2 separate regions of the Homo sapiens genome follow, and region 2 is linked to region 1. Evidence: chromatin contacts called from ENCODE Hi-C or POLR2A ChIA-PET data. All regions are on one chromosome and are shown on one strand. The core of a region is the stretch at or near the end of the contact, and the rest is flanking DNA. Distances in the headings are between cores, read along the strand shown.

Region 1 (6,625 bases), core at 1,592-4,091:
CCTGCATCGTTCTTGTTTTCTACAAGTTCTTTTCCTCTGATTGTTTTGGTTCTGTCTTTCATTTTGAAGAGTTTTTTTTTTTTTTTTTTTTTTTTTACAAATGACAATTGATCTTTGTCTAGTCATTCATATTTAAGAGTGAAGCACCAAAAAGCTGACTATAAGCTATGTGGAGTCCAGCTTATCAACTGACAAGAGGGATCAGGTGGGATATCTCCATACCCCACCTGAGAAGTATCAGCCTGCTTGCTCTCATTTGGGGAACTGAGATGGGAAGGAGCTGAGGGTCTCCCTGAATATAGTATTTCACTTCCCACAGCTCTCCTTTGGGCCTCATGTTCTTGGGTCCTGCTTCTGTCTGGTTCTTTATGACTCTGCTGGGGTGGCAGAGGCATAAAGAGACTATAAACAACATCCAAACGAAGTTAAGTCAGTGGCAGTCAGTAAGTTCTATTCAGCAACATTTATTGCGAGCTTGCTCTGTGTGGCACCCGTCCAATGAGCACATTTCAAAGGTGAGTGACATTAAGGATTAAAGTTACTAATGAGGATACTGGATAAACCTAAGTTGCTCGGTAGAAGGTGTAGGGTGAAAGTGGACAACATACCTTGCCATGAACAAAGGATTGTGAAACACATGCTGAGAGAAAAATTGGAAATAATAATGGAAAACATTATTGAGTGCTTATTCCATGCTAAATATTTTCTGTAGTGCTTTATGTGAATTCCTCATTTGATCTCCATAGTAACCCTATGAGATAGCGTCCATTTTGCAGATTAGGAAACTGAACCATAGAGAGGTTAAATCTTGCCTAAGATCACCAACCTAAGAATCACACACAGGCTGCACCTTGTTTTTTTTTTTTAGACCGAGCCTCACTCTATCACCCAGACTGGAGTGCAGTGGCATGATCTTGGCTCACTGCAACCTCCACCTCCCAGGTTCAAGTGATTCTCCTGCCTCAGCCTCCTGAGTAGCTGGGATTACAGGCGCTCACCACCACGCCCGGCTAATTTTGTATTTTTAGTAGAGACAGGGTTTCACCATGTTAGCTAGGCTGGTCTCGAACTCCCGACCTCCTGTGATCCATCCGCCACAGCCTCCCAAAGGGCTGGGATTACAGGCGTGACCCACCATGCCTGCCCTGGCCTGCGCTTTTCACTACTACATTATTCCGCCTCTATAGAAGTAGGTGAAGTGACTTTTTCTTACCCCTCCAAGTTCCCTTCAGGATTTCTTTTCTCCCTTGTAGAGTCCCCTTCTTCCCTCTCCCCATTTGCCCAGTACTAAGTCCTTGATCTTTAGCATTCTTGCTAAAGATGTTTCCCTTCCCCTTATCCCAGTGAATTCTCCATTTTTTGCCTGTTTCAGGCTGGCTCGGCTGCTCCACACAGCAGAGGGTTCTGGGAGATGGGACCAGACCCTGGGCCATGCTCTGCAACCACCTCCCCAAGGAAATAAGTAAAGAATTGGCCTGCCATCTTTACAGCACTGTAGACCCCCTGGTGTAGTGGAAAGAGCATGAGACAGCGTGCAGGAAGGCCTTAGATTCATTCCAAATAATTTTCAGGACTAAATTCACCTCTTGGTCCTAAAGACAGAAAATGTCAGCCATGGAGCTTTGAAGGGCACCACCTCCTTGAAGAGCGGAGGTATTTCACTGAGGAGAATGGAATTAGAGGCGCACGCCAGACTTTAAGCACCCACATTCCATTGCAGCCTCCAGCTGAAAAAATTAATTGCCTGCCCTTTATGCCATTTGTCTTCTGCATGTGAACTGCCTCCTCAGAGTAGGGTGGGAGGAGAGAACGCGCCAAGCAGCGTGGAGCAGGTCCAACCACGCTGACCTCTTACAGCTGGGTTTAACTCCTGCAGTTACACAGGGCCCTGCGCCTCTGTCTCAGCAGCATCAGAACCGTCTCCTTCAGTGCATGTGACCAGAACCGCCATGCCCAGGGCTGTAGGGATTGCCCGAGTATCAGCACCTCTTAGTGGAGGGGTGTGTGGGTGTGTGTGTGTGTATGTGTTTTATCCTTTTCTGGGTTTTACCTTATTTTACTTTGGGTTTTATGGTGCCCTTTCCAGACCCACACAGTCAACACCTGGTCAGGCAAAAACCAAGTATACCCAGCATTGGGCGACATCGAACAACAGACCTCACGGGGTTTAGCACGCCTGGCAGTGCCAGTGCCCCTCCCCCATCCCCTCAGGGGCAGCGGGAAGTCCTTCTAGTACAGTAATCTCAAGCTTAGTCCCATCAGGGCCACCTGTCACCAACAGGTGTCCAGACATTGGGGAAGGTAGACACCTTAAGGTGTGATTAAGATCCCAAGCCCGTCCAGATACCCCCTACATTGTTCTTGCTGTTGGGTGCTGGCCTCTTCCATTGACCCTGTAGCTGTCACTCTGAACCGAACTGGCAGGGCCCAGGCTGGCCCTGGACAGAGTCCCAGTGTGGCTCTGGACAACCAGGAACCAGACTGTGACCTTCGCAGTGCAGAGAACATGGAGGGGCTTCTGGTGGAGCTGAGAGGGCACAGTTCACCTCTTAACAGTTTTACAAGTCCATGAAAAAGTATGAGTGTGCGCAGGTCCTTCAAGGTCAAGGACACGAGCAACCCTCCACCTCCCATTAAATCTGAAAACTTGGCAACCTCCAATTCCACTATCAAAAGAAACGGCCGTGTCTTCCCTTGGGGTGGCCGGGCCAGGCTGGATTAGCGACGCAGACGGGGAGAAAGGAGCCGGAGAGGAAGCTCCGCGATCCCGGCGCGGCCCAGCAAAAGCACACTGGCACGCCGAGCCAGAAATCGCCCGCGGATGCCTCTTCCCCCAGCTCATCACAAACCAGATCCAGTCGACAGCACAATCCAAACAGAAGAGGGAATCAGAATGTACATGTTTTGTTTGCCGTGGCAGGAGAACTGTTGAGCAGAGGAAAAAAACAAGCTGAGCTTAGCGCTATCAGCTGTTTCCTGGGGCTCTCTCCTTCCTTCCTCCGAGGGGGGCCTGGCCGCTTTGTTCTCGTTCCCAGCTGCTCCTCTGCGCCTTTAAGCAGTGGCCTTTGCAGACCTCGGAGGAATGCGGCCCTGGGACCCCAGGGGACTTAGCTCGAGGCTCCGCCCGCCCCGCATGCTCGGCCCCAGGCCGCAGAATCAGGAGCGCCGCAGTGTCGCGCGGAGGCCGCTCCTGCCCCTGGCTTCTCAGGGCTCGCTTTCTGCCGCCACTTCCTGGGCGGGGAGGGCGCATCCCATCAGAGGCGGCTTCCTGCTCTCCCTGACACCCCTGGAAGGACACCCATTTCACAGAGCCCACACAGGGAGCCCAAAAGAGGGGTCGTCACAATAACACTTTTTGCAGGCATAGAGTCTGGGGTGAAATGGCTCCCACACTGGCGTTGGTTTGCTGTAGTTCAGATCCCAGCTCTACCAGTTATAAGCCGGTCACCCACAGCCGCTTACTCAACCCCTCTGAGCCTCAACAGTTCTTGCCTTATGGGACTGTGACGAAGATTAAAACGATAAAACAGATTGGGTGTCGACCCAAAACCTGGCGCACAGCAGGCCTGCTACCACAGTATGTATTAGCGGCTGTTGTTACCATGCCTGGGTTCTGGTTGTCTCAGGCAGGACAGCTACACAAGACTCCATCAGACTGAAAGGCAGGGCCTGGCACATGGTCAGAGATCAATAGTTCCCGTTCTTTCACTTGAGCGTGTTCTTCAGTGGTTTCATGTGCTATGAATCTCTCTGGCAGCAGGCTGAGGCATACTTTCCACGGTGCCTCTAAGATGCTCAGAAGAAAACCACAAATGAAACCCCACACAGCTGTGAGGAAGCAAGACAACTGTGAGTGTCTGCTTGGCTCAACCCAGATGCAAGCTGCTCACCCACTGCCCACTGCTGCAGCCTTGGGGTCCCGCTGGCTCCCTGTGCCTCGCAGAGAACAAAGCACAGCTGCAGAGGTCACCTGAGCAACTACAGTGCCTGTCAGGTGAGGCAGAAACAATTGCAACAGCGGGGATTGTGACTGAAGGTCTGGAGCTTCTTGTACAATCATTTCTTGAGTGCCTACCAAGTGGCTGACCCTCGGCTAGGCATTTATCTACTTTGTTTCTTAATCTTCTCATCAACGCTAAAGGCAGGCAGTATTAAGCAGGCTCAGAGAAGCAGTCTGACTTGTGTAAGATCATGTGCAGGGCTGTGGCCAACCCATGAGTACATTTGTGCCAATTAGAAGGCACTCCAAATGTCTTGGTGCGTGGAGCAAACCAGCCTCCCATGTGACGTCAGCCCCCACTCTCCCATGCAGGGAGTCAGCCTGCACATCTGTACACAGCAGCCAGAGTAAGTGGCAGAACCAGGATTCAAATGCTCAAGCTCCTTTCTCCTTGACCTGCAGGACTATATTTCATCAGCTGCGCATGATCTAAATGAATGCTCTGAGCTTCTAACATGTGTCTATATTAGATTAGATGACACGGCAACCATTAGGTCCCTGAACTGTATCATGTCACATGACAGCCCCCTCCTGCCGCATCCTGCAGACCCCCTGGCCCAGCCTCTCCTTATTCCCGTGACTCCATTAGACAATGTGCAAGCCCACAGTTCCCTGAGTCCTCTGCTTCCCTCCCAGCCTTTCTGTGCTCATTCTAACTCCTTCTCTTTGATGTAATTCCAAGGCTATTTTTTTTTTTTAACATAGAGCAGAGTCTCGCTTTGTTGCCCAGGCTGGTCTCCATCTGCTAGGCTCAAGTAATCCTTGTGCCTTGGCCTCCCAAAATGCTGAGATTACAGGCATTAGCCACCACACCTGGCCCCAAGATTGATTTTGTCACTTCCCTGCTAAAAACCTTTCATCGGTTCCCCAGCACCCTTGCCAATAGGTTCAAACTCCCCTTGTGCAACTCCTCCAGCCCCTAGGGCCTGGTGTCTGCTAAACTCTCTAGTTGTATCGTTAGTCACCCCTCCCACCTCATGACTCCACACTGCAGCCAGCTGCAAAGCCACTCTGTTCTGCGACTGAGCCTCAGGCCTTGTGCTGCGAGGCCTTTATGCCAGGGTTTTCAAGTGTGGCACTGTGGATGTTGTGGGCTGAATATGCTTTGTGTTGGGGGCTGTGCTATTCATTGTAAGATGTTTGGCAGTATCCCTGCCTCTACCCACTAGATGCTGGTAGCAGTTCCCCAGTCATGACAACCAAAACTGTCTCCAGACATTGCCAAGTATCCCCAGGAAGTTTGGCACAATCACCCGCCATTGAGGACTATTGAGCTCTGCTGATCCCTTTACCTAGCGCATGCTCCTTCCTCTTTACCTGTCTGGCTTCATGTCTTTTAAGTCTTAGCTTGGTTGTCCCTTCCCCTTGGAAGCCCTTCCTGACCCTGTGACTCCAGGTCCTCATGTTGGGCTGGGTGCCCTTCCTATGTACCCAGCTCAGACAACCCTGATCACACCGTATTATCACTGCCCATGTCCTTGTCCATCCCTTTCCTCTCCTGGAACTTCATGAAGGCAGGCATTTGTTTGCCTGGTTCCCTGTTTAGTATTCAGGGTCTTTGTTTGCCTGGTTCCCTGTTTAGTACTCAGGGTCTAAGTCTGTGCTTGTGACACAGCCTTATCTAACAAATCATTCTTGACACCCCATCTCCCTTAACCCCGTATCCAAACCATCACTGAGGCCTATTCACTCTGAAATATTATATCGCCCCAATTCATCCACTGCGTTCTGTCTCCACTACTCCCTCTGTGGTCTGAGCCCCATCACCTCTTACCTGGATTACAAAGACCACAAACTACCTGAATCTCCTCCAATCTGTTTCACTTCACCTGGGGTAATCTTTTCAAAACAAAATTTGAAACATGTTGTCCCCTTCATGAAACCCTGCCACAGCTTTTCCAGTGATCAGAGACGATCACCCAAAGTCCTTAACATGGCCCATAATGCCAGGTTCCGTCTGGCCCCTGCCACCTCTCCATCTTCATTTGAACCACATTTCCTCTTACGATGTGCTTTTCATTTCCTGGCTTCCTTTTCATTTCCCCTAAAGCAAGAGATACTTGCCCAGACTATTCCCATGGCCTGAAATGCTCTTCCCCACCTGTGGGGGCTACTTGGCTCCAATCCCCTCTTCAGGTTCTTGGCCCCCACCCTCCAGCTGCTGGTGCCAGGCCAGTTTCCAGTGCCCATGGACAGGGCCCTGTGCTCAGAGGCATACCTTTACTGGGGTTTAATGCTGTTTGTAATCATTTATCTTTGAATTTGTGTCTTTTAAGTGAAGTCCAATAAGCCAATAGAGCCGTACTTGGAGCCTCAGCTCACACAGTCCCCCTCCTGCCACCTGCTTGCCTCCCCGGGATGGGTTCATGGCTGTCTGCTTCCCCACCTCCCACTTCTACCCCCACCCTCACCCAGTGACTATTGCCACTTTCTGCCTGGTAGGGGCCTGGACTCAGGTGCAGGGAGGGCTGGGGTCAGGCACATGCTTCCTCAGGTCCAGTCGTGGGTTGGAGCCCTGGGTGTCTGTGAGGGTCTCTACTCACTCTTTGAGTATCCCAGAGCCTGGGGAAGTATGACATTAAATAGCAAATCCAAACCCTATGGCTGGTTGAAAAATAGAGCATG
Region 2 (6,625 bases), core at 2,206-4,705, 220 kb before region 1:
ACAATGTGATTTAAATGTAGCTTCAGTAATAGCCCTCAAGTAGAATATATTGTTGAGATTATAATATCAATAACTTACTGCAGTTTTGAGTGAGCTACTTAGTGCATGGTATTATAAAACAACGATCCCCTCTTTTATTTGCTAAGGAGAAGAACTGCTTTGGAACTCTTAATTCATGGGTGGTCCTTGGTCCCTTTGAATTTGTATCCTAAAGTTTTACGTTTATTTTAAGTACCCCCCAGCCAGGCGTGGTGGTTCACGCCTGTAATCCCAGCACATTGGGAGGCCGGGGCAGGTGGATCACTTGAGGTCAGGAGTTCGAGACCAGCCTGGACAACATGGCGAAACCCTGTCTCTACTAAAAATACAAGAAAAAAAAAAAGCCAGATGTGGTGGCACACGCCCATAATCCCAGCTACTCAGGAGGCTGAGACAGGAGATTCACTTGAACGCGGGAGGCGGAGGTTACGGTGAGCTGAGATCACGCCACTGCACTCCAGCCTAGGTGACACAACAAGACTCTATCTCAAATAAATAAAAAAACTTATTTTAAAAACCCAACTTTTTTTCTTTTTCTTTTCTTTTTCTTTTTTTTTTTTTTTTTTTTTGAGACGGAGGGAGTCTCACTGCGTTGCCAGGCTGGAGTGCAGTGACACGATCTTGGCTTACTGCAACCTCCGCCTCCCGGGTTCAAGCAATTCTCCTGCCTCAGCCTCCTGAGTAGCTGGGACTACGGGCGCATGCCACTGCGCCCGGCTAATTTTTGTATTTTTACTAGAGATGGGGTTTCACCACGTTGGCCAGGCTAGTCTCAAACTCCTGACTTCGTAATCCACCCGCCTTGGCCTCCCAAAGTGCTGGGATTCAGGCGTGAGCCACCTGTGCCCGGCCCAGGAACCCAGCTTTTTAATTCAAAGTCTGTCTGCAGTCATGGTCACCTCTTATAAATATTAGAAAAATATCTCACTTAACTGTAAATTTAAAAGGATTTATCTGTTACCCCTGTCTGGCTACCCTCTCGGACTGTGAGCTTCTTCATGAGAGTAATTTCCAGTGAAGTACTCTTGGGTATTTGAGTACTCATAAATTCTGATCCTTGTGGTTGCACTCAGCTGTCTTGATCAACTCTAGCCATTCAGTGGCTGTTGGTATGAGATAAAATGTGCTGCTTTCTGTGCTTTCTCTTTTACTAGGCCTGTAAACAGTGTCTGTGTGCCATCTGGTGGGTGTATTGACTGTTGTGATGGTGCTAACAGTGGTGATTGAAAATGGGCTAAACAGTGAAAAAATATAACACTTAAGAACAAGAAACAGAAGAAATAAGGGTCACTCAGACTCTTTTAAAATGAGAATAGAAATAAGTTCAGTGTACTAGAGTCCACTTGCATTTCGTTATTTCCTTAATTTGAACAAAGAGTCTTACCAGACCATAAGAATCATCTGAGGCACTTAAAAATACAAATTCTCCACCTAATTTTTGAATCTTTAGGTGTCCAGTGGAGCTCAGGAGTGTGTGTTTTGAATAAGAGACACCTCTCTTCCCTTTGTAGTGAATCTTGTGATCACTCATATTTGGGAAGAACTGCCGGGAAGGATTGGGAGGATCAAGTTGTTTGAGGACATACAGTAAACTTCCTCAATTATTAATCAGAAGATACATTTCAAAACTAGGAAATTTTAGTTGAGCAGGTGGAAGAAAAATGAGAAATTGAACAATTAAAAAGTTTCCTTGACTGAATATGCTAACAGAAAAAAGATTTCAAAAGGACATATTTTAACTAAAGATAAAGAAGCCAATGAAAAACCAGCAGTATCAAACCTACAGATGAGACAAATGTTTTTGGGTGAACACTTAAAAAATTATTGAAGGAGAAGGGCCCTGCAAGTGACCTTAGTGATTTCTAAGATCTTTTAGGTTTGATGAACTAAATGAAACCAATTATAATATTCCAGATACCAGAGCTTGAATTGAGGAGTTTGCTTAAGCAATGAGGAGATACTGTTTAAATCTTGCAATGTGGTAAGATGGAGAAGAAAAAATGTTTTTCTCCTTTCAAATTTAAGAATTTAGGGCATTCATGGTTCTAGATACAAGAAAAGGAGGGAGCTAGCTAATCGTTTTTAGAAAGTGTCCCCTAAGTGAAAATGTTCAACAAAGCCAAGAGAACAGGTTTGATCTTCTAGGGAAAGTATGTAGGAAAGACTGACATATAAGATTTATTCATTTAGAAATATGACCATAGAGCTATAAATACACTTAATATTATGGTCATTTCAAGGATCCTTTGGAAAGATTCTGGTTAGGTGATCCATTTGGGTGAATCCTGAAAGTTCTCTATGTTCTGGCAGCTGCAGAAACATTCAGGCTTTTCCTTCCGTGTATGTGATATGTAGGAATGTGCGTGTCAGATTTTCTGTCCTTATCTTTGCACAATGGGATGCCTGATCTCCATTTAGAACCAAATAGAAAGAGGAAGGTTCCAGAGGTCACTTTAACCATTATACTTTGGAGATATTATGAACTTTTTTATCTTCTCTTTGTCACCCATCCCAATTATAGTGATGTTGAGGTCATTCAGTTAAAAAGTTTTGTAATAGTGATTAACTTTGTATTTAATCTTAGTGACTTTTGGCGAACATGGTTCAGTACAAATGCATCAAAATAAAACATAACAGTGGTGTAATGTGCATGTGCAGGTAGGTAATACTAGTTAGTAAATAAAGTGAAAACTATTTTTTTTTTTTTGAGACAGGGTGTTGCTTTGTCACCCAGATGGGAGTGCAGTGGCATGAACACAGCTCACTGCAGCTTCGACTTCCTGGGTTCAGGAGATCCTCTTGCCTCAGCCTCCCATATAGCTGGGACCATAAGTGTGTGTCACTACACCTGGGTAATTTTATTATTTTTTTGTAGAGATGAGGCCTTACTATGTTGCCCAGGCTGGTCTTGAATTCCTGGACTCAAGCAATCCTCCTGCCTCAGCCTCCCAAAGTGCTGGAACTGTAGGCATGAGTCATCACACCTAGCCTGAAAACTTTTTTTTTTTTTTTAAAGAAAAAGGTATATGAGTATATTTAAACATAAAAATGAAGGAAGTCAGAGTAACTGCAAAGTTTGTTTTTATTTCATTTACATAGGTGATGCTGTTGACCTACAGAGCCTGAGTTACTTTCTTCTTTCTTTCTTTTCCCCCCCGAGACGGAGTCTTGCTCTGTTGCCCAGGCTGGAGTGCAATGGCACCATCTCGGCTCACCGCAACCTCCACTTCCCGAGTGCAAGCAATTCTCCTGCCTCAGCCACCCAAGCAGCTGGGATTATAGGCACACACCACCACTCCTGGCTAATTTTTTATATTTTTAGTAGAGGCAGGGTTTCACCATGTTGGTCAGGCTAGTCTTGAACTCCTGACCTCCTTATCCACCCACCTTGGCCTCCCAAAGTGCTGGGATTACAGACGTGAGCCACCGTCCCTGGCCCAAGAGTTATTTTTGAAATACAGGTGATAGATATCCCCTGAGTCATCCATATCCTTTCTCCCTAGTCTACTTTGTTTTCAGTGGCATATATTGCTTTCTAGATGGCTGGCTAAAATTAGAAATACAGTCTTAAGGTTGTGAAATCATTTCTCTTTGCAAAACAAATTGCCCCTTCTAGAATTGACCTGTGACTTGACCTCTTCAGTACTGTATTTGAAGCTAATTGATAGTCTTTTACAGTAGTTATTAACAGATAGTTAAAAGGTAGTACAGGAAGGAAGGAAATGCTCTGACACTACTTTCTTTTTCTGACTCAGCTTATTCTTTTGTGGAACTGTTAATCATGAATGAAACAAAACCATGGGGAACTGACATATGAAGAGGCAGATCAGTGGAGCAGAATAGAAAATCAATAAATTGACCCAAATAAGTAAACTCAAGGTTGCATTTCATATCAGCATGGAGTGGATTATTCATTAAAAGTGGCTAACTCAGGGGGAAAACCTTGGATCTGTCACTTCTTATATCAGATAACTTCCAGGTGGGTCAAGGATTTATAATTTAAAATGAAGGCTTTAAAATTGTATAAGAAGATGTTGGGGGGGGTGTTTAATATAATCTTAGTATACATTCTAACTGCTGATAATTAATTTATAAGAACAGCATATCCAACTGGAAATATAAAACCTATACGATAAGTAAAATGCAGCATGTTTAAAGTGCATGTATAAAGTACACTTCCAGGGAGCAAAGGTAAATTTAGGAAAACCCTGGCAATTAGTCTCACTTCCTTCATTTTTATATTTAAACACACACAGGCCTTTTTAAGTTTGACACAAAAGTCATTAAAAAGTTACAAAATTGACTACATTCTTAAAAATGTGCAAATAGGCCGGGCGCAGTGGCTCACGCCTGTAATCCCAGCACTTTGGGAGGCTGAGGCGGGCGGGTTACCTGAGGTCAGGAGTTCAAGATCAGCCTGGGCAACACGGTGAAACCCCGTCTCTACTAAAAATACAAAATTAGTTGGGCATGGTGACACATGCCTGTAATCCCAGCTACTCAGGAGGCTGAGGCAGGAGAATCCATTGAACCTGGGAGGCGGAGGATGCGGTGAGCCGAGATCGTGCCATTGCAGTCCAGCCTGGGCAACAAGAGTAAATCTCCGTCTCACCAAAACAAAAAAAAAAAAAAAAAAAATGTGCGAAGAATAATATATAAAAGCAAACACTGTTCAATTGGGGGAAATATTTGCAGCAAGTATAATAGAATAAACGTATTTCTTCAATATTTAAAGACGTTCTACCAAAAAAAAAAAAAAAAACTCACCAAAAACCAATAGGTGGACATAATTTTCAGGAAGGAACATTTACATAACTTTTAAACAAAAGATGCTCAGTGTTCAGCCATACTCATAACAATATATTAAAACCAAAATAAGACCAAAATGAGTTACTATACTTAATTTTAAATGTAAAAGTTGTCAAAGAAAATAAAATTTAAAAACACATTGCCTGGGTGCAGTGGCTCACACCTATAGTCCCACTTTGGGAGGCCGAGGTGGGAGGATTGCTTGAGCCCAGGAGTTCAAGAATAGCCTGGGCAACATGGTGAGACCCTGTCTCTACAAAAAATTTAAAAATTAGCTGGATGTGGTGGCGTACTGAGGAGGCTGAGTGGGAAGGATGACTTGAACCCTGGAGTTTGAGGCTGCAGTAAGCTGTGATTGTTCCACTGCAGTCCAGCCTGGGTGACAGAAGGAAACCCCGTCTCTAAAAAAATAAAAAAATAAAAAACAGTAGATTAATGAGGATATATGTAAATGGAGACTTTCATGCATTTCTAAAGGGAGAAATACACAGTTGATACAAGTAATGTGGGTAAAGAAATATGTATAGTCATTGCAGTAGTATATGTAATACTAAAACTTTTCCATTACTCAGGAGCTCAATAAATAGACTGCTGGAGCCATAAAAGGGAATACTATGTAGCTAATAAAATAAACATTGAGGCCTGGTACGGTGGCTGACGCCTGTAATCCTAGCACTTTGGGAGGCCAAGGTGGGCAGATCACCTGAGGTCAGGAGTTTGAGACCAGCCTGGCCAGCATGACGAGACCCCTGTCTCTACTGAAAGTATAAAAATTAGCCAAGCGTGGTGATGGGTGCCTGTAATCCCAGCTCTTCAGGAGGCTGAGGCAGGAGAATCGCCTGAACCCAGGAGGCGGAGGTTGCAGTAAACCAAGATCGTGCCACTGCACTCCAGCCTGGACGACAAGAGCAGGACTCCATCTCATAAATAAATAAATAAATAAAATATTGAGGCAACACTACATCTACAGATATGGAAAGGCATCTGAGATGGATATAAAAGCAACGCTCAGACTGATAGAAGGATATCTTTGGCTGGGCGCGGTGGCTCACGCCTGTAATCCCAGCACTTTGGGAGGCTGAGGCGGGTGGATCACGAGGTCAGGCGTTCGAAACCAGCCTGACCAACATGGTGAAACCCCGTCTCTACTACAAATACAAAAATTAGCCAGGCATGGTGGCATGTGCCTGTAATCCAAGCTACTCAGGAGGCTGAGACAGGAGAATCGCATGAACCCGGCAGGCACAGGTTGCAGTGAGCCAAGATCATGCCACTGCACTCCAGCCTAGGCGACAGAGCGAGACTCCATCTCAAAAAAAAAAAAAAAAAAAAAAGAATATTTTTGCATATGTGTTTGCATATGCTGAGGATATTTTTGGAAGCTTATCTACAAACTGGCACCACAGCTGTCACTAAGGAAGGGAATATTTTGGTGGTGATTCGGGATGGCAGGAGACTCAGTTTTCACTGTACACTCTAGTTTTATGAATTTGTATATATACTTCCATGTAGACATTCATGTACTTACCAATTTATTCATCCAACAAATATTAAGCTCTGCTGTATGCTAGTGTTGGAGACACCTAGCTGGAGCAATGAATGAGATGACAAAGCCCCTATTGTTGTAGAACTTAACATTCTGAGAGTGACAAGACAGATAGTAATTATATAAGTAAATATAAATATGTAATGTGTCATATAGAGATAAGTACTATGGTGGAAAAATAAAGTATAGTAAATTAGGAAGTGCTGATATAGGGTGGTAGATATCTCTGCT

Evidence for each region. Hi-C counts contacts between places; a loop is a spot of excess contacts on that map. ChIA-PET counts read pairs that join two places held with the same protein, here RNA polymerase II (POLR2A). Pooled maps may share reads with other maps.
Region 2: a pooled map shows a loop between it and region 1 (8-fold over the local background). The contact joins two enhancer-like sites. A Hi-C loop is called at or near these places in 1 of 168 maps with a recorded cell type or tissue (naive thymus-derived CD4-positive, alpha-beta T cell), 6 of 37 single-sample maps with no recorded cell type and 10 of 50 pooled maps. POLR2A ChIA-PET finds 5 or more read pairs at or near these places in 2 of 52 experiments (WTC11 and endothelial cell of umbilical vein).

The regions. Positions count from the first base shown.
Region 1 is chr3:141,793,852-141,800,476 of GRCh38, reverse strand. All of the region lies in intron 4 of GRK7 (G protein-coupled receptor kinase 7), which reads right to left. Among named protein-coding and RNA genes, the nearest start is that of GRK7, 34 kb to the right of the region's middle. RefSeq lists enhancers at 2,798-2,917, 3,588-3,647. Within about 2 kb of position 2,841, at least 32 of the 41 ENCODE cell types and tissues checked have a DNase peak (open chromatin) inside an H3K27ac peak, as active enhancers do.
Region 2 is chr3:142,017,106-142,023,730 of GRCh38, reverse strand. All of the region lies in intron 3 of TFDP2 (transcription factor Dp-2), which reads left to right. Among named protein-coding and RNA genes, the nearest start is that of TFDP2, 130 kb to the left of the region's middle. RefSeq lists a silencer at 1,010-1,304 and an enhancer at 1,260-1,319. Within about 2 kb of position 3,455, at least 3 of the 41 ENCODE cell types and tissues checked have a DNase peak (open chromatin) inside an H3K27ac peak, as active enhancers do.